Linked DNA regions of Homo sapiens: region 1 is linked to region 2. The links are chromatin loops, found by intact Hi-C in ENCODE. Cell type or tissue: body of pancreas. All regions are shown on one strand. Links, peaks and the distances in the headings refer to the core of each region. The heading gives the core; the rest is flanking DNA. Region 1 overlaps C10orf67 (chromosome 10 open reading frame 67). Region 2 has its middle 33 kb from the start of PTF1A.

Region 1 (15,176 bases), core at 3,650-11,649, 140 kb before region 2:
ACATATGCATATAGAAAATGTACAGATTATAATGTATAGATTATGTTATCATAATATATTATAATATGATATATTATAATACATTAATAATTATTAATAGATTAATACACATAGAGGGCTACCCTCTTTGGGTCCTCTCCCTTTGTATGGGAGCTCTGTTTCCACTCTATTTCACTCTATTAAATCTTGTAACTGCACTCTTCTGGTCCGTGTTTGTTACGGCTTGAGCTGAGCTTTCGCTCACCGTCCACCTCTGCTGTTTGCCGCCATCGCAGACCCACCGCTGACTTCCATCCCTCTGGATCCAGCAGGATGTCTGCTGTGCTCCTGATCCAGCGGGGCGCCCATTGCCGCTCCCGATCAGGCTAAAGGCTTGCCATTGTTCCTGCATGGCTAAGTGCCCGGGTTGATCATAATCGAGCTGAACGCTAGTTACTGGGTTCCACGGTTCTCTTCCATGGCCCATGGCTTCTAATAGAGCTATAACACTCACTGCATGGCCCAAGATTCCATTCCTTGGAATCCATGAGGCCAAGAACCCCAGGTCAGAGAACACGAGGATTGTCACCATCTTGGAAGAGGCCCACCACCACCGCATGGCCCAAGATTCCATTCCTTGGAATCTGTGAGGCCAAGAACCCCAGATCAGAGAACACGAGGCTTGCCACCATCTTGGAAGTGGCCTGCTGCCATTTTGGAAGTGGCCCACCACCATCTTGGGAGCTCTGGGTGCAAGGACCCCCCAGTAACATTTTGGTGACCCACATGGGACCTCCAAAGCGATGAGTAATATTGGGACCACTTTCGCTTGCTATTCTGTCCTATCCTTAGAATTGGAGGAAAATACCGGGCACCTGTCGGACAGTTAAAAACGATTAGCGTGACCACCGGACTTAAGACTCAGGTGTGAGGCTGTCTGGGGAAGGGCTTTCTAACAACCCCCAACACTTCTGGGTTGGGGATATTGGTCTGCCTGGAGCCAGCTTCCACTTTCAATTTTCTTGGGGAAGCCGAGGGCCGACTAGAGGCAGAAACCTGTCATCCCAAACTCCTGGCAGTAGCCGGTTGAGATCATGGCACAGCCAGAAGTTTCTACTCAACAGTCGCCCATGCGTGCACCCCTACCTTTCCTTCTGACCCATATTCCCCGATTATGCCCCCTCCAAGCAGTGGGAGGAGGAGAATTTGGCCCAGCTAGAGTGCATGTACCTTTTTCTTTCTCAGACTTAAAGCAAATTAAAATAGACCTAGGTAAATTCTCAGATAACCCTGATGGCTATATTGATGTTTTACAAGGGTTAGGACAATCCTTTGATCTGACATGGACAGATACAATGTTACTGCTAAATCAGACACTAACCCCAAATGAGAGAAGTGCCGTCATAACTGCAGCCTGAGAGTTTGGTGATCTCTGGTATCTCAGTCAGTTCAATGATAGGATGACAACAGAGGAAAAAGAATGATTCCCCACAGGCCAGCAGGCAATTCCCAGTGTAGACCCTCACTGGGACACAGAATCAGAACATGGAGATTGGTGCTGCAGACATTTGCTAACTTGCGTGCTAGAAGGACTAAGGGAAACTAGGAGGAAGCCTATGAATTATTCAATGATGTCCACTACAACACAGGGAAAGGAAGAAAATCCTACTGCCTTTCTGGAGAGACTAAGAGAGGCATTGAGGAAGCATACCTCTCTATCACCTGACTCTGTTGAAGTCCAACTGATCTTAAAGGATAAATAAGTTTATTACTCAGTCAGCTGCAGACATTAGAAAAAAACTTCAAAAGTCCACCTTAGGCCCGGAGAAAAACTTAGAAACTCTATTGAACTTGGCAACCTCGGTTTTTTATAATAGAGATCAGGAGGAGCAGGCGGAATGGGACAAACGGGATAAAAAAAGGCCACCGCTTTAGTCATGGCCCTCAGGCAAGCGGACTTTGGAGGCTCTGGAAAAGGGAAAAGCTGGGAAAATCGAATGCCTAATAGGGCTTGCTTCCAGTGCGGTCTATAAGGACACTTTAAAAAAGATTGTCCAAGTACAAGTAAGCCACCCTCTCATCCATGCCCCTTATGTCAAGGGAATCACTGGAAGGCCCGCTGCCCCAGGGGACAAAGATCCTCTGAGTCAGAAGCCACTAGCCGGATGATCGAGCAGCAGGACTGAGGGTGCCTGGGGCAAGCACCAGCCCATGCCATCACCCTCACAGAGCCCCAGATATGCTTGACCATTGAAGGCCAGGAGGTTAACTGTCTCCTGGACACTGGCACAGACTTCTCAGTAATTTTTTTTTTTTTTTTTGAGACAGAGTCTCGCTCTGTCACCCAGGCTGGAGTGCAGTGGCGCGATCTTGGCTCACTGCAAGCTCCACATCCTGGGTTCGCGCCATTCTCCTGCCTCAGCCTCCTGAGTAGCTGGGACTACAGGCGCCCGCCACCACACCCGGCTAATTTTTTGTATGTTTTAGTAGAGACAGGGTTTCACCGTGTTAGCCAGGATGGTCTTGATCTCTTGACCTCATGATTCGCCCGCCTCAGCCTCCCAAAGTGCTGGGATTACAGGCATGAGCCACTGCACCCGCCCCCTTCTCAGTCTTACTCTCCTGTCGTGGACAATTGTCCTCCAGATCTGTCACTATCCAAGGGGTCCTAGGACAGCCAGTCACTAGATACTTCTCCCAGCCACTAAGTTGTGACTGGGGAACTTTACTCTTTTCACATGCTTTTCTAATTATGCCTGAAAGCCCCACTTCCTTCTTAGGGAGAGACATTCTAGCAAAAGCAGGGGCCATTATACACCTGAACATAGGAGAAGGAACACCCCATTTGTTGTCCCCTGCTTGAGGAAGGAACTAATCCTGAAGTCTGGGCAACAGAAGGACAATATGGACGAGCAAAGAATGCCTGTCCTGTTCAAGTTAAACTAAAGGATTACGCCTCCTTTTCCTACCAAAGGCAGTACCCCCTTAGACCCAAGGTCCAACAAGGACTCCAAAAGATTAAGGACCTAAAAGCCCAAGGCCTAGTAAAACCATGCAATAGCCCCTGCAATACTCCAATTTTAGGAGTACAGAAACCCAACAGACAGTGGAGGTTAGTGGAAGATCTCAGGATTATCAATGAGTCTGTTGTTCCTCTATACCCAGCTATACCTAACCCTTCTACTCTGCTTTCCCAAATACCAGAGGAAGCAGAGTGGTTTACAGTCCTGGACCTTAAGGATACCTTTTTCTGCATCCTTGTACATCCTGACTCTCAATTCTTGTTTGCCTTTGAAGATCCTTCAAACCCAATGTCTCAACTCACCTGGACTGTTTTACCCCAAGGGTTCAGGAATAGCCCCCATCTATTTGGCCAGGCACCCAAGACTATTAGCCCAAGACTTGAGCCAGTTCTCATACCTGGACACTGTTGTCCTTCGGTACATGGATGATTTACTTTTAGCCGCCCATTCAGAAACCTTGTGTCATCAAGCCACCCAGGTGCTCTTAAATTTCCTTGCTACCTGTGGCTACAAGGTTTCCAAACCAAAAGCTCAGCTCTGCTCACAGCAGGTTAAATACTTAGGGCTAAAATTATCCAAAGGCACCAGGACCCTCAGTGAGGAATGTATCCAGGCTATATTGGCTTATCCTTATCCCAAAACCCTGAAGCAACTAAGAGCGTTCCTTGGCATAACAGGAACTGCCGAATATGGATTCCCAGGTACGGCGAAATAGCCAGACCATTATATACACTAATTAAGGAAACTCAGAAAGCCAATACCCATTTAGTAAGATGGACACCTGAAGCAGAAGTGGCTTTCCAGGCCCTAAAGAAAGCCCTAACCCAAGCCCCAGTGTTAAGCTTGCCAATGGGGCAAGACTTTTCTTTATATGTCACAGAAAAAACAGGAATAGCTCTAGGAGTCCTCACACAGGTCTGAGGGATGAGCTTGCAACCTGTGGCATACCTGAGTAAGGAAATTGATGTAGTGGCAAAGGGTTGGCCTCATTGTTTTTATTTTTTTGTTTGTTTGTTTTTTTGAGACAGAGTCTCACTCTGTCGCCCAGGCTGGAGTGCAGTGGTGCCATCTCGGCTCACTGCAAGCTCCGCCTCCCAGGTTCATGCCATCCTCCTGCCTCAGCCTCCCGAGTAGCTGGGACTACAGGTGCACACCACCACGCCTGGCTGATTTTTTGTATTTTTAGTGGAGATGGGGTTTCACCGTGTTCGCCAGGATGGTCTCGATCTCCTGACCTTGTGATCCGCCCACCTCAGCTTCCCAAAGTGCTAGGATTATAGGCGTGAGCCAACATGCCCGGCCGGGTTGGCCTCATTGTTTACGGGTAGTGGTGGCAGTAGCAGTCTTAGTATCTGAAGCAGTTAAAATAATACAGGGAAGAGATCTTACTGTGTGGATATCTTACGATGTGAATGGCTTACTCACTGCTAAAGGAGACTTGTGCCTGTCAGACAACTGTTTACTTAAATATCAGGCTCTATTACTTGAAGGGCCAGTGCTGCGACTGCGCACTTGTGCAACTCTTAACCCAGCCACATTTCTTCCAGACAAAGAAGAAAAGATAGAACATAACTGTCAACAAGTAATTGCTCAAACCTATGCCGCTCAGGGGGACCTTTTAGAGGTTCCCTTGACTGATCCCAACCTCAACTTGTATACTAATGGAAGTTCCTTTGTAGAAAAAGGACTTCGAAAAGCGGGGTATGCAGTTGTCAGTGATAATGGAGTACTTGAAAGTAATCCCCTCACTCCAGGAACTAGTGCTCAGCTGGTAAAACTAATAGCCCTCACTCGGGCACTAGAATTAAGAGAAGGAAAAAGGGTGAATATATATACAGAGTAGTATGCTTACCTAGTCCTCCATGCCCATGCAGCAATATGGAGAGAAAGGGAATTCCTAACTTCCGAGGGAACACCTATCAAACATCAGGAAGCCATTAGGGAAATATTATTGGCTGTACAGAAACCTAAAGAGGTGGCAGTCTTAGACTGGTGGGGTCATCAGAAAGGAAAGGAAAGGAAAGGAAAGGAAAGGAAAGGAAAGGGAAATAGAAAGGAACCACCAAGAAGATATTGAAGCCAAAACAGCCACAAGGAAGGACCCTCCATTAGAAATGCTTATAGAAGGGGACCTCTAGTATGGGGTAATCCCCTCCAGGAAAGCAAGCCCCAGTACTCAGAAGAAGAAATAGAATGGGGAACCTCACGAGGACATAGTTGCCTTCCCTCAGGATGGCTAGCCATGGAAGAAGGAAAAATACTTTTGCCTGCAGCTAACCAATGGAAATTACTTAAAACCCTTCACCAAACCTTTCACTTAGGCATTAATAGCACCCATCAGGTGGCCAAATTATTATTTACTGGACCAGGCCTTTTCAAAACTATCAAGCAGATAGTCAAGGCCTGTAAAGTGTGCCAAAGAAATAATCCCCTGCACTGCAGGCCATACATTTCAATCCCTGTATCTTTAACCTCCTTGTTAAGTTTGTCTCTTCCAGAATCAAAGCTGTAAAACTACAAATCATTCTTCAAATGGTGCCCCAGATGCAGTCTGTGACTAAGATCTACCACAGACCCCTGGACCAGCCTGCTAGCCCATGCTCCGATGTTAATGACATCAAAGTCACCCCTCCCGAGGAAATCTCAACTGCACGACCCCTAGTACACCCCAATTCAGCAGGAAGCAATTAGAGCGGTCATCAGCCAACCTCCCCAACAGCACTTGGGTTTTCCTGTTGAGAGGGGCACTGAGAGACAGGACTAGCTGGATTTCCTAGGCCGACTAAGAATCCCTAAGCCTAGCTGGGAAGGTGACCGCTTCCACCTTTAAACACAGGGCTTGCAACTTAGCTCACACCAGACCAATCAGATAGTAAGGAGAGCTCACTGAAATGCTAATTAGGCAAAAACAGGAGGTAAAGAAATAGCCAATCATCTGTTGCCTAAGAGCACAGTGGGAGGGACAATGATCGGGATATAAACCCAGGCATTCGAGCTGGCAATGGCTACCCTCTTTGGGTCCCTTCCTTTTGTATGGGAGCCCTGTTTCCACTCTATTTAACTCTATTAAATCTTGCAACTGCAAAAAAAAAAAAGTACACATAGAAATATCGACACATGCATACAGGAAAATCTGAAAAGTTATATGTCAAAATGTTAACACTAGGAAGAAACACTTATGGGTTGCTCATGCCTTTGAATACAATTTATGGTTTATCTAAATCCCTCACTAGTACTCTTATTTAAAACTTCAACGTTATAAGAGATAATGAATCAAACACAAACCATTCTAAAGGATCGTATTTAAACTGGTTTAAATGTTTGCTTTAGGTGTTTACTTTGTTAATCTATTAGAAATCTTTATATCTAGAAAAAATTGAGCACCTTCTAAGCAATACAGCATTGTGTCAATAGCATAGATCTAATAAAATTGAATATTAATTTTTGTATATATCTTGGACTAGGAAGCACATTCAATTTTTGCATTTGCCTTTGAAAAACCTTTTCTTGGGTTTACATTTACTTTTACTTTTTGAAGAAAACAATTTAATAGAAAAGACTAAAAACTGTAATAGTTTGCTTTTAATCCTGCCTTGGCCAAAGACATCCAGTGTAGATGTGGCAAGGCAATTTTGATCCATTTATTTCCCATTTGTGAAATGCAACATGATACCCGCCTGGCTAAACTAGAGAGTTATGATAAGAACACCTGCTGTATTGAATGTAAATTGCTTCAAGTTCTTTGAAGAAATATTCATGTATCAATTCAGGTATTATAAGGAAATGCACAAATCCTTATGGCCATCCGTTTATGTTCCATAAAATGTACCAAACAGACCTCTGGACTGTTGAGAACACCCCAATTGGGTAAGACAGCTCCCTATACTCTTGAAATATTTACACCTCTAACTTTTCTCTTCAGCTGGTTACCTGGCCCAGCTGGACATTCTGGGGAAAGCGTGAGGATGGGCTGTGGCTTTGTGAAAAGGAGAGCAGGTGGGAGCCACACCGGCTCATATGTAAGCAGGCTGTTCTCTGGCTTTCAGTGGCATCCAGAATACTCTGGTTATTCCAATGTAGTTAGTCCCCAAAGAGCACATTAGAATTTCTGTAAACACTCTTAATATTTGAGGAAGGTGAGGTGATTCTGATTAACGGGGTGTATGGATTTCTCCTGGAGACCCCGACAAAGCATACGTGTCTGCTCTCCCCTCCTGACTGCTCTGCTCTCCCCTCCTGACTGAGGGTGATGGAAAGCATACGTGTCACCATTTCAAGAACACAGACATGAATGCCACAAAGGCAGGTCATAGCTTATATCAAATAAAATGAAACACACTTTTTTCCTACATTCTCTAAGAACAAACTTTCCTAAAACCTTAAGTTCTAGATGATCTTTTTTATTTGAAATTTCATCTGATTCAACTGCCCCCTCTAGTGGTATTTTAAAAACCCCTGGGACACCAAGTCTCAAATTAGATTGGGAACACGGGATTTGGAAAAACAATTAAAAATTTCAAAGTAGCAGTGGAAGTAAGTTGAAAAAAAAAGTGAAATAAACAAGTTTTATTTAGTTTATCTACAGTTATCTAGTTTACTCTTACTGATTATCAAATTACTTCAATAGCTTTATAATTAATAAGTAGTTGTAATTTCTCATCTCCAGATGGGAACATCCTGAATGTCGAATTTTCCCAAGAGCAACTTCATTCAAGGGATGAAATGTTCAGGTTTTATTCGGTGGGAAATCAATGTGACTCAGCTGCATACCATTGTAGCCATCAGGTTTCCATGCTGTCCGTTGGCTAATCCTCTTGAGAATTTATAAAGGAGGTTAGCCTTTATGTCTCTGTAATTGTGTGTGTGTGTTTCTGTGTGTGTGTGTGTTTCTGTGTGTGTGTGTGTGTGCCTGTGCATGTGTTTTAATTTCAATTGGAGCTGGCATTTTGAATAGACTTTTTATTTTTCTTATCCCAACACTGATGAGCCCTGCAACCATCACCCACCTACCTTCCATTGCGAGCATATCTGCTTGTTGCTGACAGCTCTGAAACAGAGCTGTCATTCAAGAGTGGCAGCTCTGCAGGGTTGCACTGCCCAGAGTGCCACTTTCCTGGTTGTCACTCATTGGGAAAGCACCTGCTCTTCTCTGTGACTGTCATGAGGCATGGGCTTGCATCAGAACTCTGCTCCTCCCCAGAAAATTGAGATGTCCAATTCAATGGAGCCTGTGGAGGGGAAACTGCTGAGAAGGCACAGAAAGTGCTCTGAAGCAGGACTTCTCAGACTTTACTGCTCACATGCATCACCTGCAGATCTCGTTAGATGCAGACTCTGACACAGTAGCTCTGGGTTGGGCCTGAGGGGCTGCATTTCTAATCAGTTCCCAGGTGATGCTGAGGCTCCTGGTCCATGGACCGCATTTGAGGAGCAAAGCTCCCAAGTACACCTGTTTTCAAAAATGATTCTTTCGAGATTCAATTTGGGATTCAGTTTGTAATTCTATGCATCTTGTGAATATTCACAAAAGATATAGCACATATGCCACCACCTGAAGCCCTAGTTTTTATAATATGAAAGAAAAACTTGAGATTGGTAAGTTTCTTTACAATTTTGAAATTCCAGAATGATCATGGATTGCACACAGTCTCTCTTATAGTGTGGTTTAAACGGCTACATCCAGTTAACTGCCTTTAATGATCTCCATCCTTCTTAACCTCATTTTATTAAGGCAGTTTATTTTTTAAAAGTCTCCTGGTTTAAGCAAACACAAACTAGCAGTGTGGGCAGATGGCAGAAGGAACACCACCACAAAACCTGCCACTCAGAGTGTAACAGAGCACCGTAGCAGCTCAGAACGATCCCTTTGTTCATTTTGCTAATGAGTGTCCTCATTGCTGTGGGCGTCTGAATAGTTAATTACTTGCAGTTCCCACAGCTGACAGATGGTGGGGACAGAGCTAAGGGTTAACCTTGGAAGAACAGGGGTTGTGGTTTGATATGTGGAGGACAAACCCCCGTATTTAATGTGTTTTCCTTGCGTCCTGCTTTCATACAAAGAGATTCTTAGAACCCGTAGTTAGGTATTAGCTGCTACCATTTGTAAATTTTACACTTCATCTGATGAATTCAAATAGTTCTTCTTTAGTTTATGAGAATCGGGTGCTCATGTAATCCTCTGTGGATGTTCATATTCTGCCACTGTTAGGAAAAGTATGCTTAAGCCTATTAAGGCCAGTATTGTTTGTTTATTTCTTTCCACACACACACACACACAAAACCTTTTAGTCTATAAATGCATTCTGTGATGGTCTCAAATTGAACAATGTGGGACAAGAAATTAATGACGGATTCTTCGTTTATTAAGAAAACAGTGTTGTTTATTAACTACTTACTAGGTTTGTTAGTTCTCATTAGTTAAGATGAATTGGGCTCAAATAATTTAAGTGAAATGGTGAATCAAAGTCATGAAGATTTGTAATTGAGCTTAGTGCAAAATTTAAGAACATATTTTAAATATTACTAACTCTTACACACACACACACACACATATATATACCATACGTAATTTCATTAGTAAGTCACTTGTTTTAAAGGACTTATTAATGTACTACAAAAAATTTAAATCACTTCTTTTTCTTTAAAACTGTTACAGGGGAAAATATTTTAATAGTTTACTTCCACATATCCTTAACCTTAAATGAAAGTGTAGTTCCAAAGGGAAATCAGTCGAGAGAAATTATTTTGTTTTTGAGGGAAGATTTTATTTTTAGTTATTGCCATCATGGAATTACTGTAAAAAGAATAAGTTATAATTCACCTGTGATGACCTTAAGATCAAAAGTATTTTTAATGTCTATAGTAATTTTGAACAAGGCATGTAGAATCTTCTATCTCCTTTGGCATAATAATATTTTGAGATTGCATAATCTGTTTAATATCATACCACAATAAAGTATAAAGTTCTGCACCAGCTTCCCCAATCCATTAGAGCTTAATTTTTTTTTTTTTAATGCATGGCAATAAAATCTAGACAGCCATAAGGGAGGATATTCAGATGTTTTCAATAGCTTTGAAACAGACAAGAAGAAGAAGGCAAAAAAAAAAAAAAAAAAAAGAGTAGCTGTCCCAATAAGCGCGTCTATTGCGTAAGAAAAAGCTCTCCCATAATGGACATGGCAAGATTTAAACAAAAGACGCACATAATAAAAATGTAAATGAGTTTGCTTTACTAAAACTATAACTTTAAAGTCTTTTGTTGTAAGTTATCCTGAAACCTTCTTACAAGGTAATCACTGTTTGCATAGAGATTTAAACCAAAGTCTTCAATAGCATTAAACGCCTGCACAGACCCCGTGTGACAAGCATGCAAAGCCATGTTAATGTTCAGAATATGAATTGCCTCTGGGTGGCTCCTCCACCAAGCAGAAAACCAACTGTGTGGATATCCGTGTGCCTGATGGACTCCATGCGGCTCCCAGCCTGAAAACGTCACCACTTTGACATGTGATGTGCTCCTCATGACACTGGCAGCACTGACACTGGGAAATGCCACAAAGGCAACAAGCCCCCCTCCTTAGCCATGCACTCTGCCACCCCCTGGCGCTGCCCGTCCTGGTCCCCCCAGCCTGCCTAGTTACAGGCGGACAGCACTTCAGACACACACAGAGGGAAGTGTGGGTGGAGGGGCCCCAGCTGCCTCCCCGGACACAGCCTCCATAATGAATTGACCTGAATGATGAGGGCACACAAACAGTATGATATGCATTATTCCTGTCAATAAAATGTCCCCATGTGTTGAGGTCTTTGTACAGAATGTACTGGAGCCTTTCTTCCAGCAAGCTCTATTTAGGCTCCTTCCTTTTTACTATTCTTATAAGTGTGTAATAGAATTCAGAAAATTATATGATAGCTTTTCTGTATCTGTATTGTCCTTGTCTTGCATATTTAAATCCTTGGCTCCCTGCTTAGGAATATGGCATTCTCCATCTTTTAGGAATCTTTTGCCAAAGAAACCAGCTCTCCAAAATCAAACCTAGAAAAGGAAAATTTGGAGTACAAAGTGGAAAATGAGAGGCTGCTTCAGATCATTTCAGAGCTTGAAGAAGAAATCCAGATCAATCTAAAAGAAAATTCAGGATTAGGTAACATTTTGAAATCACTTTTGAGAAAAATCTGTATATTGGTCACTTTGTAAAGCTCATAACTATGTTTGTCTTTTCCAAACATACATTCGTTTGGTTATTTACATTTGAAAGATGAATTTCATAGCCATCTTTGCTTTTTATTAAAGATAGCACTTCTTGCTTGGGACAGAGGATGTGTTTGTAGTTGTACCCCTGAGCCATGTCACGTTAATTCAGGGTGTTGTTTCAAGACAGACATTGGCCTTTGCAAAAATTTGCTAATCAATGCTCCATTTCACTTAGAAATATTATAGCCAGATAGAAACTTTTGCTGATTTGTTTCAGATGCTTAACTGATTATCTAAACTTGATAACATTTAAAAACTTAAGAATACATATAGGGATATGCTTTGTAGGGAAAACAGAGTTAGCCCTTCAGGAAAATATGCTAGTACTTACTAGTTACTTCAATTTTTGATGCAAAGCTTAAATACACAATTTCATTTGTATACTTAATACCTCTTTTCTTTCATACCACAAACATTGGTGAAAGTTGTGTTTAAATCACCGAAGTTGTTAGAACATGTGGAAAAGAGAAAAAAATAATCACCAAGGTGAGATTGCTCTAACGTATTTTTTCATTTAACTGTGATCCGAGTGATTATGTTAATTACATGATGTTGTCCTTAATCTGCAGTATTCAAAGCAATGAGCAGGCAATACAATGAATTATAGCAAAATATCAGTAAAATGAGATATATTATATTAATATTATCCCTTGGATGTAAAATTCTACCATGCCAGTATAGTCTCATTCTCTTCTGCTGTGGCATAGCAAGGCTTTTTAGTTTTGGGTCGTTCTTATTAAGTCATAAACTGCCACCTGCTAAAGCTCTTTGTATTGGCTGTGACCAACAGCAAAAATGTCCGTCGCTAGTATTGATGAAAAGCTTTCAGCCCTCAGCCACACTTGGATCTTGAACTTACTTCTTAATCCCTATCTGACCGGCCATCTGAACAGCAGGAAGAAGGCTGCGAATGTCAAGGGCAGTTGTGAAGGTCACAGTCCTGCTAGGCCTTGTGTCCACTATGCCTGCTAGTGCCCCACAGCCTGCCCTGAAGCAGGCCGTTTAAATACAGGGGCATAAGCATGTAATTTCATGGTTGGCCTCTCTCTCCTTTTGTTTACAGAAGATGAACTTATAAGTATGAAAGAGATGGCAGAAAAGGATCACAAAACTATTCAAAAGGTACTATAACGTTTTACGTTGATAAATGACTCTTTTAAATGGAACTATAGGCGCAATTGGCCAAATAACACTGTGTCCAGAGTGTCTTATGACATAGAGGAAAGTTGATTCACATATTTAATCTCTCCCCACTATTTGGGAAGGGTGACTAGAAGCAAATAAGGACTCCACCTTGAAAACTCACGGATGTATAGATACTTCTTTTGTTTGGGATCACTGACCATCTGCCTTGTTGATTTTAAGGCACCGAATAGTTACATGACACAGAGAAGTCTGAAGATGAGCTTGCAGTTAAGGAAAAAGTTATATTAAAAATGAACAGTCTTATTTTCAGATCAGATGTTAGTTGATGTTCATGAATGAGCTGGGCTTATGTTATCTGGTAAATATTTAGAGCAGGGAATTCTTTTGGTAGAATAAAAATCAAGATTTCCAAGGTGGGGCGCAGTGGTTCACACCTGTAATCCTAGCAGCTTTGCAGGCCAAGGTTGGAGAATCTTCTGAGCTCAGAAGTTCAAGGCCAGACTGGAAAACATAGTGAGACCCCTTCTTTATAAAAATTAAAAAAATTAGCCGAGTGTGGTGGCACATATCTGTAGTCCCAGCTACTCGGGATGCTGAAGTAGGAGGATTGTTTAAGCTCAGAAGTTCGGGGCTGCAGTGAACTAGAATTGCACCACTGCACTTCAGCCTAGACAACAGAGTGAGACCCTGTCTGAAACACACATACACACACACCACCAACCCCCACAACAACAAGATTTCTTAGCTCATTGAATTGAATGCAGTAGGATCTCAGCAATTCCTGCTCTCCCTGCACACGTGGGGCTTCCCTACTCTGTTCTCATTTATCCGCAAACTTCCCTATTGTGGCTCTCAGTTACCATTCTGTTATGGTCTATCTTCCCTGCCCTACTGGAGGCTCCATGAGGGTGGAAACTGCGCTATCTGGTCTCTTAGTGGGGAGCACGATGCCTGAGGCACTGAAAAATACTCCAAGAGATGAATAGAATAGGAATGCATTTACAGTTCATACAGTTTACAGATAAACAAGCAGATTCACATCCCCAAGTTATTCCAAATAAACATAAATATCTTCCAGTAACTGAACCGAGTATCCATTTTTAAGTTAAAATGGATTAAAATCAGACAAAATTAAGAATTCAGTTTCACAGTTGCACTAGCCACATTTGAAGAGCTTAGCCACCACATGTGCCTAAGTTTAGGTTCAGATTTCAGCCAGGCCTGATATTGCCATTCAAGATATTCTTTTTTTAATTTTTAAAAATGTTTTGTCTTTTATTTCTTCTAAAAAAATGGGATACATGTGCAGAATGTGCAGGTTTGTTACATAGGTATATATGTGCCATGGTGGTTTGTTGCACCTATTGACCCATCCTCTAAGTTCTCTCTGCTCACCCCCCAGCCCCCCAACAGGCCCTGGTGTGTGTTGTTCCCCAATCTGTGTCCATGTATTCTCAATGTTCAACTCCTACTTATGAGTGAGAACATGCGGTGTTTGGTTTTCTGTTCCTGTGTTAGTTTGCTGAGGATGATGGCTTCCAGCTTCATCCATATCCCTGCAAAGGACATGATCTCATTCCTTTTTATGGCTGCATAGTATTCCATGGTGTATATGTACCACATTTTCTTTATCCAGTCTATCACTGATGGGCATTTGGGTTGGTTTCATGTCTTTGCTATTGTAAATAATGCTGCAGTAAACATATGTGTGCATGTCTCTTTATAGTAAAATGATTTACATTCCTTTGAGTATATACACATTGATGGGATTGCTGGTTCAAATGGTATTTCTGGTTCTAGATCCTTGAGGAATACTCCATACTGTCTTCCACAATGGTTGAACTAATTTGCATTCCCACTAACGTGTAAAAGTGTTCCTATTTCTCTGCAGCCTCACCAGCATCTATTGTTTCCTGACTTTTTAATAATCGCCATTCTGACTGGTGTGACATGGTATCTCATTGTGGTTTTGATTTGCATTTCTCTGATGATCAGTGATGTTGAGCTTTTTTTCACGTTTGTTGGCCACGTAAATGTCTTCTTTTGAGAAGTGTCTGTTCATATCCTTTGCCCACTTTTTGATGGGGTTGTTTGTTTTTTTCTTGTAAATTTGATTAAGTTCCTTGTAGATTCTGGATATTAGACCTTTGTCAGATGGGTAGATTGCAAAGATTTTCTCATTCTGTAGGTTGCCTGTTCACTCTGATGATAGTTTCTTTTGTGCAGAAGCTCTTTAGTTTAATCAGATCCCATTCGTCAATTTTGGCTTTTGTTGCAATTGCTTTTGGTGTTTTTGTCATGAAGTGTTTGCCCACACCTATGTCCTGAATGGTATTGCCTAGGTTTTCTCCTAGGTTTTTATGGTTTTGGGTTTTACATTTAAGTCTTTAATTCATCTTGAGTTAATTTTTGTATAAGGTGTAAGGAAAGGGTCCAGTTTCAGTTTTCTGCATATGGCTAGCCAGTTTTCCCAGCACCATTTACTGGATAGGAGATCCTTTCCCCATTGCTTGTTTTTGTCAGGTTTGTTGAAGATCAGATGGTTGTAGATGTGTGGTGTTATTTCTGAGGTCTCTGTTCTGCTCCATTGGTCTATATGTCTGTTTTGGTACCAGTACCATGCTGTTTTGGTTACTGTAACCTTGTAGTATAGTTTGAAGTTAGGTAGTGTGATGCCTCCAACTTTGTTCTTTTTGCTTAGGATTGTCTTGGCTGTACAGGGTCTTCTTTGATTCCATATGAAATTTAAAATAGTTTTTACTAATTCTGTGAAG
Region 2 (15,176 bases), core at 4,494-12,493:
ATTGTGTGAATGCAACATTATTTGTCTATCATTTTCCTGTAGATGTTTCCAGTTTGGACCATTAGGAAAAATGCTGCTGTGAACAGTCTTGTACGTTTCTTAGTGCATGCGTGTGCAGACATTTCTTTGAGGATAAACCTAGGAGTGGAAGTTCTGGGTCATAGGACATGCGTATCTTTTTCTTCTTCTTTTCATAATATTCCTTCTTATATGTATCAAAGCTCATACCGCACAATGAGCTCTGAGTTGCAAAAGAGAATTTATTTTTTGCGTCTGTCTAAGGATGTGGATATCTTCAGTAGATTTAATGCTGTACTGTTCCCCACAGTGGTTCTAAGAGTTTACGCTTCCATTGGCAAGAAGTATGTGCTTTAACCCTTTATGGAGTGGAAGCATATGGCCCATAAAAGGAGACTCCAGGGGATTGGCTTTTAGCCTTTTTCTTCTCAGGGACAGACTGGAGAAAGCTTTTTTTATCAGATTATGGGATCCCCAAGGCTCACAATAGATATTGACATTGCTATATACGCCAGCTCAGAATCTAATCTGACCTTGAAGTGAATCTCCCAATACAATTAAAAAAAAAAAAAACCATCCCAGCAGTCACAGAGCTGAAGGGCACTCAGAAATAACACTTGGGTGAAAAGAGGTAGGTACTGAGGAGTAAAGTTCTGGATGTGAATGGATCACACAAATAAAATATCTTTTGATAGTTCTGAGTCTGGGAACTTCAGGAAGCCATGGAGATGGTAATGGGGCTAAACCAAGAATTTTCAATATTAAACACTTAGAGAAATGAAATCTTTACTGCCGATAGGACTGGGCAGGATTTCTAAAGCTTCCTGGCTTTGTTTTGACCTGGAATTCTGTGAACTCATTGTGATAGCTCTGGCAACATCATGCTAATCACAGGCTTTGGTTGGAAGTCATATGTATCTCTGATTAACAAAGTTAGGAAAATTAGCTTTAAATGGACACATGTATAGTCTCTTAAACCTTGGGGCCCATGGGGTTCGTGGTGTTGAGGAGACTGGGGAGCACTGAAGGTTTATCATGAGGAATGTGGGTGTGCTCAGCAACCTAGAAACATACCCACACCTATCTGTTCAATCTCTCCTTCGTGGCCATTCTTCATTTTTTTAATTTTTAATTTTTTTACTTATTTTTAGAGGTGGAGTCTTGCTATGTTGCCCAGGTTGTTCTCAAACTTTTGGCTTCAAGTGACCCTCCCACCTCAGCCTCCCGGGTGGCTGGGATTCCAGATTCTTCCATGCCTGGCTCTCTTTGGCCATTCCCTACTCTCTAACACAGACTCTCAGTGATGGGTCCCGTGGAGGATGACAAATTTTACCCTTGTCCACAGGCATAGGGGCTTAGCAGGATTTGACCAGCCTGTTAGGCCAAGGCAAAAGAAAAATCAAGGGGATGGCGTGTGCCTTCTCTGTAAGAAATACATCTTGGGGGACAGAATGGATGTCACCATAGATGAAAAGAAAGACCTGTATTAATTTTCTGCAGCTTCTATAGCAAATTACCACAAATAAAACAGCACAAGTGTATTATGTTACAGGTTTTTTTGTTTGTTGGTTTTTTTGAGACAGAGTCTCACTCTGTCACCCAGGCTATAGTGCAGTGGTGCGATCTCGGCTCACTGCAACTTCTGCTTTCCATGTTCAAGTGATTCTCATGCCTCAGCCTCTAGAGCAAGTGGGATTACAGGTGTGCACCACCACGCCCAGCTAATTTTTGTATTTGGTAGAGATGGGATTTTGCCATGTTGGCCAGGCTGGCCTCAAACTCCTGAACTCAAGTGATCCACCCACCTCAGCCTTGCAAAGTGCTGGGATTACAGGCGTAAGCCTTGCACCTGGGGCCTTATGTTACAGTTTTGTAGGTTAAAAGTCTGACATGAAGGCTGGGATGCAGTGGCTCTGGCCTGTAATTGCAGCACTTTGGGAGGCCAAGGCAGGAGGATCACTTAAAGCCAGGACTTTAAGAGCAGCCTGGGCAACAACGTGAGACTCTGTCTCTACAAAAATAAATACATAAATAAACAAATAAAGGAAAATAAAAAATTATTAATTTTAGAAGTCTGACTTGGGTCTCAGTGGACTGTAACTGAGTGTTAGCAGGGCTGCCTTTCTATCTGGAGGCTCTAGGGGAGACCCATGTAGATCTGTTTCCTTGTCTTTCAGTTTCTAGAGGCCGCTCACATTCCTTGGCTTGTGGCCTCTTCCTCCATCTTCAAATCCCGGTAATACTGCATCCCTGGACTATCTCTCCCCCACTCACATCTCCTTCTTCCTCCCTTTTCCTCTTTTAAGAATGCTGTGATTTCTTAGCGCCCCCAGGATCACCCAGAATAATCTATTTTAAAGGCAGCTAACTAGCAACCTGAATTCCATCTGCAACCTTAATCTCCCTGCGCCTTGTCACCTAGCATAGTCACATGTTCCAGAGATTTGAGCGTGACCATATTTGGGGGCCATTATTCTCCCTGGCACAGACCTTGGGTAACGGGATGGTTAATTCATGTGCTGTGAGCTGCAAAAGAAAGAGAAGGCCAGGAGTGGAAGTAGGGGAGGACAGATTGAGCCTCCAGGGTATAAAAACAGCTTCCCCCACAACCCCACTTCTTCCTGGTGAGGCACAGAGCAAAAGAAGGTGAGCGAGCCCTGTAAATGATGCCGCTGCACATTGCAATCCCAGAAGCCACACCCTTGGGTTTCATGAAAAAGTTCCATGAACTTCCAGACATTTTCAGGCAACAGCTTGACTTGTTGCTGAGACACTGATATGCAGAGCGATTCTTCACGGTAGTGTATTTGAACCTTCTCTCCTTGCATCCCAGGAGAGACCTAGTCTGAATGTGGCCTCCAGGAGTGGAGGGACTAAAAACGCCAGAAGGAAGAACGAAAATGCTAGAAATCAGCCGTGTCCTAGCAGCTAAACTTGTGCCTTCTCTATACAGGTATCGGGCCTGAGCACATTACAGGCATTGCCTTAATCTTTGCAAAAGCAATCACTGTCTATTATTATCCTGATTTCGAAGTGAGGAAAAGAGAGACACCCTTGACCGTCACAGTCCTGCAGTCATGGTCAAACATGGAGGGCTGGAAAGGAGAGCTGGGCGCCTCTGGGTGTTTTGTCAGCCAATGGCTCTCTTTCTGAAGGAGGTTGCTTTTCTCTTTTTTTTTGAGATGGAGTCTCACTCTGTCACCCAGGCTGGAGTGCAGTGGTGTGATCTCAGCTCATTGCAACCTCTACCTCCCAGGTTCAAGAGATTCTCCTTCCTCAGCCTCCTAAGTAGCTGGGATTACAGGCACCTGCCTTCACACCCAGCTAATTTTTTGTATTTTTAGTAGAGATGGGGTTTCACCATGTTGGCCAGGCTGATCTTGAACTCCTGACCTCGGTGATCTGCCCACCTTCACCTCCCAAAGTGCTGGGATTACAGGTGTGAGCTGCCGAGCCCGGCCGGAGGTTGCATTTCTGTTGAATTTCCTCCACTTTTGCTCAGCAACACTAAGCGCATTTGGCTGTCGGCACACCCTCCCTGCCAGCCTGGCAAATGGAAGTGAGATGTCCTTACATTCCTAATTGAGCAGATTAAAAATGCCAGTTCCCAGGGGCTGATGGCAGAATTGCCCCCAATGCCACCTGGCCCCTTTGAGGCCCCAGTGATGCTGAAATGGGGCTGGGGGATCGGGGATGGCCAGGAGATTTAGCTCTCCTTTGTCCCCAAACTCTCTTGTTTGGGTGGGGCTGCATCTGTTGTGGGGGACGGCTGTCCTGTAATGAGGCCTGTGGCTTGGCTGTTTCAGCTCTCTGGCCTTGTTGGCACAGGACCAGCCTTTCTTGGGTGAGTGGGAGCCTCATGCCCTCTTTATGAAGGAGATTGGTCCAAATTCTTGAGATGGGCTCTCCAGACCTTTGTTCTGGGTCTTTATTTACAATTGTGGTTCTTATTGATCTCTCCTGGAATCCTCCACTACTAAGCTAAGGTGACTAACTGCTACCCACAGCAGTAGTTCAGTTTCTGCCATTTCCCATTTCAAATTATTTCATGTGTTTTGCCTCCCAGCTAAGTTTCTTTCCCTTTCCTTCCTTCCCTCCCTCCCTCCCTCCCTTCCTTCCTTCCTTCCTCTCTCTTTCTTTCTTTCCTTTTCTCTTTTTTTTTTTTTTTTGGATAGGGTCTCCCTCTGTCACCCATGCTGAAGTGCAGTGGTGTGATCATAGCTCACTGTAGTCTCAAACTCCTGAGCTCAAGTGACCCTCCCACTTTAGCCTCCCAAGTAGCTGGGACCACAGGTGCATGTGCCACCATGCCCTGCCATTTTTTTTTAATTTAATTTTTTGTAGAGACAGGGTTTCCCTGTGTTGCCTAGGCTGGTCTCAAACTCGACTTGTCAACTAGGTTTCTTGAAGGCAAGTACCATTCTCATCCTCTAATATACCTTCCTTCGGTCACCTCAGTGCTACAACCTACCAGGGACATAAATAATTGCTGGATGCAGGGGTGGGGTTGGCTGAATTATAGGAAAATTAAGTTGTTTACATTGATTTCCAATATATGTAGCTCTCTGGTAGAACTAATCAAAGCACCAGAAACTTCCGAGCAATACATATGAATCATAAAGCCATGCTTTATCAAAAATGCTTTTCCATTTCTAGATTTTATCCTTTAAAACATAAATTCATGTCAAAATTTTGTTTAGCTGCTGTGTCAGTAGATCTTTTATATCTTAAGAATTTGGTATGTTTTCTTCTTTCTGAAAATGAGAATTATTTAAATAATCCCATTGTCTTTCTGTCAGGTAGCTCAAAGGTAAAATCTAAACCTAGTCGGAGCAATAATTATACGTCACATTTTCCATTCTGTCCTCCTCAGGTTATTTTTGGTAAGGGATGGAGTGCAAATGGCAGAAGGTAAAACTGACGTTTTAGGAGGTGTTGAAAGCCAGAGATAAGGAAGCATGATTGGGAGGTGTTTAGAGATACTGTATCTGCTGCAATTTTGATTTCCTTCTCTTGAGGCTTGATTTCTGGCTCCCCCCAGCCTCATTTTCTTTTTTTGTTGGTGTGTCCTCGGGAACCCTGGCCATTTGTCACCAAGACATACCTACCCTGCCCCACGCTTCTAACCCCAAAAGCCCCAAACTAAAGAAATTTCTCACTCTAATCTCCACTGTCCCTGATGGGCACACTCCAGGGGCTGAAGTCACAGCCAGGGGACAGGGCATGGTGGCTCACACCTGTAATCTCAGCACTTTAGGAGGCCAAGGCAGGTGGATCACCTGAGGTCAGGAGTTTGAGACCAGCCTGGCCAACATGGTGAAACTCTGTTTCTACTAAAAATACAAAAATTAGCCAGGCGTTGTGGTACATGCCTGTAATCCCAGCTACTTGGGAATCTGAGGCACGAGAATCGCTTGAACCTGGGAGGCAGAGGTTGCAGTGAACCAAGATCGTGCCACTGCGCTCCAGCCTGGGTGACAGAGTCTCACTCAGTCTCAAAAAAAAAAAAAAAAAGTCACAGCCAGGCCTGAGAGCAGAAGCCCTGAGTCAAAAAATCTGAGGCCAGCTGGACTCTTCTGACACTGAATCCTTGGCAGTCACTGCGTTAAGATGTCAATTTTTCATGTTTATTTTTCCTAATAGTGAGTTTGGAGCTTTATTGACTCTCTAAAGCTCCTGACAGCCCCTGGAAGTTAAACTGCGAGAGAACAATCTTGAATTCAGTGACTTTAACTCTTTCAGCAGCTTGCCCTGAGCTTATGACATGCCAAAATCCTTCTGCAGCTCACTGGGGTCTGCTCAGCCATGTCTCTCCCATCCTGCTCTTGTGAAATGGAGTTTCGCTGACACCGCTGGCTCTTCCCTGGAGCTATGATACATTTCATCGGGTTGATTTGAGCCTGTTGTTCTAGCTGATGATGACTTTTCAACAGCTATATTGAGGTGTAATTAGCACATCATACAAATCACCTAGTTGAAGTGTAAATTTAATGACTTTGTATATTTAGTAGATTCGCAATATATTATATCCATCACCACAATCATGTTTAGAACATTTTTATTACCCTCAAAAGAAACCCCACACCTTGGCTGTCACCCCCAATCTCCTCATCCCCCCAGCTCCTGACAATCACTAATCTACTTTCCAGCTCTGTAGATTTGCCTCCTCTCGACATTTCATATAATGAGAATCATGCAGTGTGTGGTCCTATGTGACTGGCTTCTTTCACTAGCTTAATGTTTTCTAGGTTCACCCACACTGTGGATGTATCAGTACTTGATTCCTCCTTTTTTGCCAAATAATATTCCAGTCAGCAAGACCTCATTTCCCAGCAGTTAAATGTGGCTACATGACTAAGTTCTCCCCAAAGATGAGGCGTCAAGACAGTGAGTGTGCCTTCCCCATGTCTCTTTTGCCTTCCTGCTGGGTGCAGCCTGGACACAGTATGGCCCAGCCCCAGCCACACAGAGAAAAGGCCCTCAGGGATGGCAGAGCTCCACGATGGAAGATCTCAAGTCCCTGGATGACCACACGGAGCAGAGCTGCTCACTGACACAGAACACACACCCCAGACTATTACTTGAGTGAAAAACGCGTGCTTTTTGGTCTTTAAGCCATTATATTTGGAAGGGGTGTTCTCTTGTTCCAGTAGCTCAGCTTTTTGCCCTACCTAACACATTGAGGGAAGTAACATGTTACTCTAGTCAAGATTTTATTGGTTGTGAATTAATCAGCACACTTTGAGTATAGTCATTAAGCAGGTTGTGACCTGCATAACCATCCTGTCTCCATTCTCTGGTGTGGCTCTTTATGGTCTTACGGTTGTGTGCATAGGCTCTGGCATCAGGCTCCTGGGGTTCAAACCCCAGTCTCAGCTTCTACTACTCGTGTCCCTGGGCAAGTTACTTAATCCTCCTCATCCATCACCTTAGTTTTGCCAATTTAAAAATGTAGACACTTGTAGTGCCTATCCCCTGTTTCACAGCGCATTTCTGCAGATGAAATGAGTGAACACATCTAGTGCTTAGACCGAGACTGGCACCATGTAAATACCTGCTGTCTCTTAGTTCTTATTTATTATTTTACACCTTGTTCATAAAGATATCATTTATCCATAACATTGAATTACTCCTAGTGTGTGCATTGCATCCTGCTTGGTTCTGGGGCTAGGGAGAGTATTAAGACAAAATTCTTTTCTCAAGGAACTGACAGTTTAATAGGAAAGTCAGATTAAAAATAACTATGGAATTGAATTGGAGCTATAATATATTACAAAGTGTGTGCCACATAAGAGGAAAGATGTATTAGCCCCTCAGGTTGTGGGTAGAAAGGTAAGAGTGTCAAGAAAGAGGTTGGATTTTTTTTCTTTTTTTTTTTTTTTTTGAGACAGGGTCTCACTCTGTCACCCAGGCTGTAGTGCAGTGGCACGATCTCGGCTCACTGCAACCTCCACCTCCCAGGTTCAAGCGATTCTCCCACCTCAATCCCAGTTACCTCCCGAGTAACTGGGATTACAGGCACGCACCACCACGCCCAGCTAATTTTTGTATCTTCAGTAGAGACAGGGTTTCACCATGTTGGTCAGGCTGGTCTCGAACTCCTGGCCTCAGCCTGCAAAAGTGCTGGGAATACAGGCTTGAGCCACGGCGCCCAGCCAAGGATGGATATTTTAAGAACGTGGCTGAAATTCAGATACACCATTTTCCCAGCAGATCCTGGCCTTCAGAATGCCAATAATGGCAAATGCCAGTGGGCAAATGCTGTTGATCTGAACAGAGGGTCTCATAGGTCTGAAGCAGCACAGAACCAGGGAGGATGTGTTCGTCTAGAAACTTCCTAGCAGAGCTAACCCCCATCACAGCATAAGAAGAAACAGTCGGGCGCAGTGTCTCACGCCTGTAATCCCAGCACTTTGGGAGGCCGAGGTGGGCGAATCACAAGGTCAGGAGATCGAGACCAGCCTGGCTAACATGGTGAAACCCCGTCTCTACTAAAAATACAAAAAAATTAGCCGGGCGTGTTGGCAGGCGCCTGTGGTCCCAGCTACTCGTGGTCCCAGCTACTCGCAGTCCCAGCTACTCGGGAGGCTGAGGCAGGAGAATGGCGTGAACCCGGGAGGCGGAGCTTGCAGTGAGCCGAGATCGCGCCACTGCACTCCAGCCTGGGCGACAGAGCCAGACTCCGTCTCAAAAAAATAAATAAATAAATAAATAAAAATAAAAAATGAAAGAAGAAACAGTCACTGTCAAGGCTCCTTTGAAAGCAGATGCTTGAAATGTTCGTTGAAAATAGGAGAAAAGTGATCTGTTCAGTTGGGTAAGTTGTTTAGAATCCTAATTGGTTCTCGAATTCTCTCCCATCCCCTGGCAGGTCACTGTACTTGACCGGATTTTTTTCTCACTGTGTGTCCGCCGTTTCACTTTTTTTCCTAAGCCAAGATCTCTTTAATTATTCTATTCCCTATTAAGTGGGCAATTTTCACACTGTTAAAATACCTCGCCACAGCAGTATTATTTGTTTGTTCATAGTCTGTGGGCTAAGAAAATACGGAATGTGCATTTCTGGTGCTAGGATTACTTCTAATTTTTTAAGTGTCTCGGGTGGTGGGAGGGGAGGGAAGGGTGTTCAATGGGTTTGATTAAGCAGCTTCCCAAAGAGGAAAAGCAAAGCAGCAGTGAATGAAGGGTTCTAAAGCAGTCATTTGGCTCCCTCTGGTGGGCTCTTGCAGAACTCATCCCCCCCTCATAAACAATCCTGTCGCGCATCAACTCACTTATTTGGAAAATAGAAAAATGCAACGAAACAGTCTGTTAACACAAATCCTTGGCTAAATTCCAAGGATGAAGGAATTGACTGAGGACTTTAGGTCAATTTAGGCAGAGCTAAAGCAAAATTCAAGAGATACAATTGATTCAGTTCCACTCTATGCAAAATAGATATGGCATTTTAGCAATATTTGTATATTAATTTTGGTAGCTACCATTTTTCTTCCATAGTGCCTTAGTCTACAACACAAAGTCCATTCAATACATGTCAGGATCTTGCCTTCCCCCACCACCCCCCACAATTGCTCAAAAGACTTGTAAAGGTGAAGGTCGCCCTCTAATGGTTTGGATGAGTCACACATGTGAAATTTTTTGTCTTAGTTTAGACACCTCAAACAGAATCTACCGTTTAGAATTCGAGAACCCTCCTCCCACCGCTAATATTAGTTGCACATTTCTAGTTGGTTGATAAGGGATATTTAATAATTTTAAAACCACATTAAGTTAATGCATACTTTGCATTCCAACTCTGTGTGTGTGTGCGCGCGCGTGTGTGTGAAATTTCTAAACTACAGCTGGTCGGTGGGGTATGGATCACTGAGGTTTACCTGCCCTTGCTGTGGGAGGCGACAGGGGCTTTGCAGCTCAGCCCTGTCCTGACACAAGAATGCTGTGCCTCTCAGGTGTCTAGGGAGCCCACCCCCTGGACAACAGAAGCAAGTGTAGCAAGATCCCCCAAAGCTCCTGGGTGCTTATTTCCACCTGCGGGACCCTCTTCAGCCCCCAGGACTCTGCCCTCCCCGGTTGACCAGAGGACATTTCCTGCCTGCCTTTTTACGACGCTGCATAATTAATTACACGGGACCATCCGGTGCCTGGAGCTCACCGCTCATTATGATGACAGAGTCATGGGCCGTCAGGCAGGGGCATTTGTTTTTGGACGCACTTGGCTGCCCATAGTCCTTGACTCTAGTGTGCTTAGTGTGGCGGTGCAGTGAGGGCGTTCAGAGGCTGAGTTCTGCTGATTGCAGCAAGATGGACCATTCGCATCAGCTCAAGGTCATCTCGTGGGTGACCTCGCAAACCCAACCACCTGAGAGTTGGTCGCTCACGTTTAATGTAGTTCTTCCATTTTTAAAAATGTTTTGAAAGTACCTATCATGCACAAGGCCTTGTGCTGGACACTGCAGGAAGTTAAGATCAGTAAAAAGTCCCTAGTGGTAAGGAGTTTCCTTTCTAGTCTGGTAGAGAAGACAGGTTGTGCATTAAAGGCAAAATCCTTTGATCCACACAAAAGAAGTGCGCAGACCTGCACAGCACTGCTGTTTTGCTGTATTGAATTGTTCACAGGCCTGTGATTCCTAAATGAAAGATATTTTAATAGCTAGTTGGTTTCTTTCCCTTTCTTTCTCTCCCCTCATCCCTCCCTGCTTCCTTTCTATTTTTCTTCCTCCCTCTTTTCCTCCTTTCCTCTCTTTTTGTTTTTTCTCTTCCTTCCATCCTCCCTCCCTTCCTCTCTTCCTTCCTGTCTTCCTTATTTCCTTCCTTCCTGTCTTCCTTATTTCCTTCCTTCCTGTCTTCCTTAATTCCTTCCTTCCTGCCTCCCGCTCCTTCTCCCTTTCTTCCCTCCCTCTCTTTCCTTCTCCTTTCCTTTCTTTCCTTCTCCCTTCCTTTCTTTCCTTCTCCTTTCCTTTCTTTCCTCCCTTCTCCTTCCCTCCTTTTCCTTCTTCTTTCCTTCCTTCCATCCTCTCTCTCTTTCTTTTCAACAGGCACAGTGCCTGGCACGCTGTAAGCTTGTATTGACCAGAACAAATACATAGGAGGAAAATGGGGTTGGCTCTGGAGAAGGGCCGGCTCACACGTGCAGTGTGGGTGGAGGAAGTGGTGAAGGTGGGCGTCATCATCAGCACCGCACAGCCGAGTGATTGGGAATGCTCCTAATTAGGTCACAAAGGCCCCTCCAGATTTCTCTCGTTCCTACCCTCTGCGACTTTCCTGTTCCATGCAGTCTAGCCCAGCAGATGGATCGTTCTCATCTTGGTTTTTTTTTTTACATTGATTCCAGTTTGGTGCCGTTATGAATATGACGCTGCTATGACCTTTCTTGTTGTGTCTTGGTGCACATAGAGACAAATATTTGTGAGATATTTATCCAGAAGTAGGATGCATAGGTCCTAGGATCTGGGTACATTCAGCTTTGGTGGCTGGTACTTGTTCTGGTGGTCTATTGCTACCTAACAAATCACCCCAACATTCTGTGGTTTAAAACCACCACCATTTTATTACATCTATTCTGTGGGCTACAAATTCAGGCAGGCTCAGCTGAGCAGTTCCTCTCTCCCCTTGGCTCAGACTAAGATCATTTAAGTATTTGGCTATCAAGTGATCTGGAGGGTACCAGATGGCTTCACCCACACACCTGGTGCCTCAGCGGGGACAGCTGTGAGGCTGGGCTCAGCTGGAACTGCCGAGATCGTCCTCCATGAAGCCTCTCCAGCGTGGCCATCTCAGGATGGTGGGGCACCTTACAGCATAGCTGGCTCCCCCTGGAGCAAGTGTTCAAGAAGATGGAGGGGGAAGCCACAAGGCTGCTGCTGACCGAGCCTCAGAAGGCTTGCAGCGTCACCTCCGCCACGTTCTGCTTGTCACACAAGTCACCTAGGCCAGCTCAGATTCACAGGAATGAGAATTAGACTCTGCCTAATTCCAAATAGGAGAAGGAAAAAAGGATTTGTGGCAACCCTAATACTTCCCCAAGGTGGTCATGCCAATTTCCACACACGCCTGTAATTTATGGGACTGTGAGGGTGAGATTTTTTGTTTGTTTGTTTTTGTGAGACAGGGTCTCTCTCTGTCACCCAGGCTGGAGTGCAGTGGTGTGATTATAGCTCACTGCAGCCTCAATCTCCTGAGCTCAAGCAATCCTCCCATCTCTCAGCCTCCCAAGTAGCTGGGTCTACAGGTGCGCACCACCACACCCAGCAAATTCTGTGTATTTTTTGTAGAGATGGGGTTTCAACACATTGCTCAGGCTGGTCTCGAATTCAAGGGCTCAAACAATCTACTTGCTTTGCCCTCCCAAAGTGCTGCAATTACAGGCATGAGTCACCGTGCCTGGCTAGGGTGAGATTTGTAATAGGAACTTCTGTTGTAATGAACAAAGCCGTTTGCACGCCTCTGGAACCCCTGTCCTCTTTCCTTCCATCAGCTACAGAACAGACCTGCTTTCACTGCTTCTCAAGAATCTGCCTCAACCTCAACACGGTGAAACTTGAGGCGATTGAGTTACTTGGCTTAACTTCCTACCTCCTTGCCAACACATTCATCAGTTCCACATCCTCACCTCGTTCCTTCCCTCCCAGCTCAGGAGAATAAACCTCTGTTCCTCTCCAAGGCCAGTCCCTGACCCCGGCTTCAGCCTCCCCAAGCCCGACTCTGGCCCACCCACTCCCATCTTTCCTCAACCTTCAGTCTTTCCCCCTCTACTGCTTCTTTTCTCTCCAATGCAACCTTTAATGGGACTGTTTTAAAAAATTATCAAAAACTTAGACATATTCAGCTGTTTGCCCTTTTAATGTATTTTTAGCGATCAACTCTGAACTGTGAAGTTGATCTCAAATCCAACAGAGGGAAGGGCCCTAAGAGAAAAGAAGGGGGTGAGGGAGATATTTTAAGTAAAAAAAAAAGTATATAAAATATCTATTATATATATCATATTATATATAATATCTATCATATATCATATTATATATAATATCTATCATATATCATATATATAATATCTATCATATATCATATTATATATAATATCTATCATATATCATATTATATATAATATCTATCATATATTATATATAATATCTATCATATATTATATATAATATCTTATTTATTTTTTTATTTTTTTATTATTATACTTTAAGTTTTAGGGTACATGTGCACATTGTGCAGGTTAGTTACATACGTATACATGTGCCATGCTGGTGTGCTGCACCCACTAACTTGTCATCTAGCATTAGGTATATCTCCCAATGCTATCCCTCCCCCCTCCCCCCACCCCACAACAGTCCCCAGAGTGTGATGTTCACCTTCCTGTGTCCATGTGATCTCATTGTTCAATTCCCACCTATGAGTGAGAATATGCGGTGTTTGGTTTTTTGTTCTTGCGATAGTTTACTGAGAATGATGATTTCCAATTTCATCCATGTCCCTACAAAGGACATGAACTCATCATTTTTTATGGCTGCATAGTATTCCATGGTGTATATGTGCCACATTTTCTTAATCCAGTCTATCATTGTTGGACATTTGGGTTGGTTCCAAGTCTTTGCTATTGTGAATAATGCCGCAATAAACATACGTGTGCATGTGTCTTTATAGCAGCATGATTTATAGTCCTTTGGGTATATACCCAGTAATGGGATGGCTGGGTCAAATGGTATTTCTAGTTCTAGATCCCTGAGGAATCGCCACACTGACTTCCACAATGGTTGAACTAGTTTACAGTCCCACCAACAGTGTAAAAGTGTTCCTATTTCTCCACATCCTCTCCAGCACTTGTTGTTTCCTGACTTTTTAATGATTGCCATTCTAACTGGTGTGAGATGGTATCTCATTGTGGTTTTGATTTGCATTTCTCTGATGGCCAGTGATGGTGAGCATTTTTTCATGTGTTTTTTGGCTGCATAAATGTCTTCTTTTGAGAAGTGTCTGTTCATGTCCTTCGCCCACTTTTTGATGGGGTTGTTTGTTTTTTTCTTGTAAATTTGTTTGAGTTCTTTGTAGATTATGGATATTAGCCCTTTGTCAGATGAGTAGGTTGCGAAAATTTTCTCCCATTTTGTAGGTTGCCTGTTCACTCTGATGGTAGTTTCTTTTGCGTGCAGAAGCTCTTTAGTTTAGTTAGATCCCATTTGTCAATTTTGGCTTTGGTTGCCATTGCTTTTGGTGTTTTAGACATGAAGTCCTTGCCCATGCCTATGTCCTGAATGGTAATGCCTAGGTTTTCTTCTAGGGTTTTTATGGTTTTAGGCCTAACGTTTAAGTCTTTAATCCATCTTGAATTGATTTTTATATAAGGTGTAAGGAAGGGATCCAGTTTCAGCTTTCTACATATGGCTAGCCAGTTTTCCCAGCACCATTTGTTAAATAGGGAATCCTTTCCCCATTGCTTGTTTTTCTCAGGTTTGTCAAAGATCAGATAGTTGTAGATATGCGGTGTTATTTCTGAGGGCTCTGTTCTGTTCCATTGATCTATATCTCTGTTTTGGTACCAGTACCATGCTGTTTTGGTTACTGTAGCCTTGTAGTATAGTTTGAAGTCAGGTAGTGTGATGCCTCCAGCTTTGTTCTTTTGGCTTAGGATTGACTTGGCGATGCGGGCTCTTTTTTGGTTCCATATGAACTTTAAAGTAGTTTTTTCCAATTCTGTGAAGAAAGGCATTGGTAGCTTGATGGAGATGGCATTGAATCTGTAAATTACCTTGGGCAGTATGGCCATTTTCACGATATTGATTCTTCCTACCCATGAGCATGGAATGTTCTTCCATTTGTTTGTATCCTCTTTTATTTCCTTGAGCAGCGGTTTGTAGTTCTCCTTGAAGAGGTCCTTCACATCCCTTGTAAGTTGGATTCCTAGGTATTTTATTCTCTTTGAAGCAATTGTGAATGGGAGTTCACTCATGATTTGGCTCTCTGTTTGTCTGTTGTTGGTGTATAGGAATGCTTGTGATTTTTGCACATTGATTTTGTATCCTGAGACTTTGCTGAAGTTGCTTATCAGCTTAAGGAGATTTTGGGCTGAGACGATGGGGTTTTCTAGATATACAATCATGTCATATCTATCATATATAGATATATCTATATATGATATATATAGCAATAGATATATATAGATATATATAATATATGATTCTATCATATATTATATTTTATATATCTATCATATATTATATTTTATATATCTATCATATATTATGTTATATATAATATCTATCATATATTATGTTATATATAATATCTATCATATATTATATTATAAATATCTATCATATACTATATTATATAATATCCATCATATACTATATTATATATAATATCTATCATATATTATATTATATAATATCTATCATATACTATATTATATATAATATCTATCATATACTATATTATATATAATATCTATCATATACTATATTATATATAATATCTATCATATATTACATATAATATCTATCATATATTACATATAATATCTATCATATATTACATATAATATCTATCATATATTACATATAATATCTATCATATATTATATATAATATCTAGCATATCTTATATATAATATCTAGCATATATTACATATCATATTATATATAATATCTAAGTGTATG

The links. Peaks named below come from ENCODE experiments on the same cell type or tissue, not always from the same donor. Only the 100,000 strongest peaks of a DNase experiment are listed, where the experiment ranks them.
Region 1: it touches region 2 in a loop (4-fold over the local background); 40 of 110 quality-filtered maps call a loop at or near these places.

What each region holds. Positions count from the first base shown.
Region 1 is chr10:23,287,102-23,302,277 of GRCh38, reverse strand. It overlaps C10orf67 (chromosome 10 open reading frame 67), which reads left to right. Exons shown (of 16, transcript NM_001371909.1): 6 at 10,999-11,146; 7 at 12,320-12,378. Among named protein-coding and RNA genes, the nearest start is that of C10orf67-AS1, 49 kb to the left of the region's middle. In body of pancreas, for the core only: CTCF peaks have their summits at 7,458 (motif pointing left), 8,945 and 10,412; DNase peaks (open chromatin) are centred at 8,937 and 10,457.
Region 2 is chr10:23,152,121-23,167,296 of GRCh38, reverse strand. It overlaps the pseudogene LOC124900299. Among named protein-coding and RNA genes, the nearest start is that of PTF1A, 33 kb to the left of the region's middle. RefSeq lists an enhancer at 9,823-10,012. In body of pancreas, for the core only: CTCF peaks have their summits at 8,731 (motif pointing left) and 9,165 (motif pointing left); DNase peaks (open chromatin) are centred at 8,726 and 9,086; H3K27ac peaks cover 983 bases.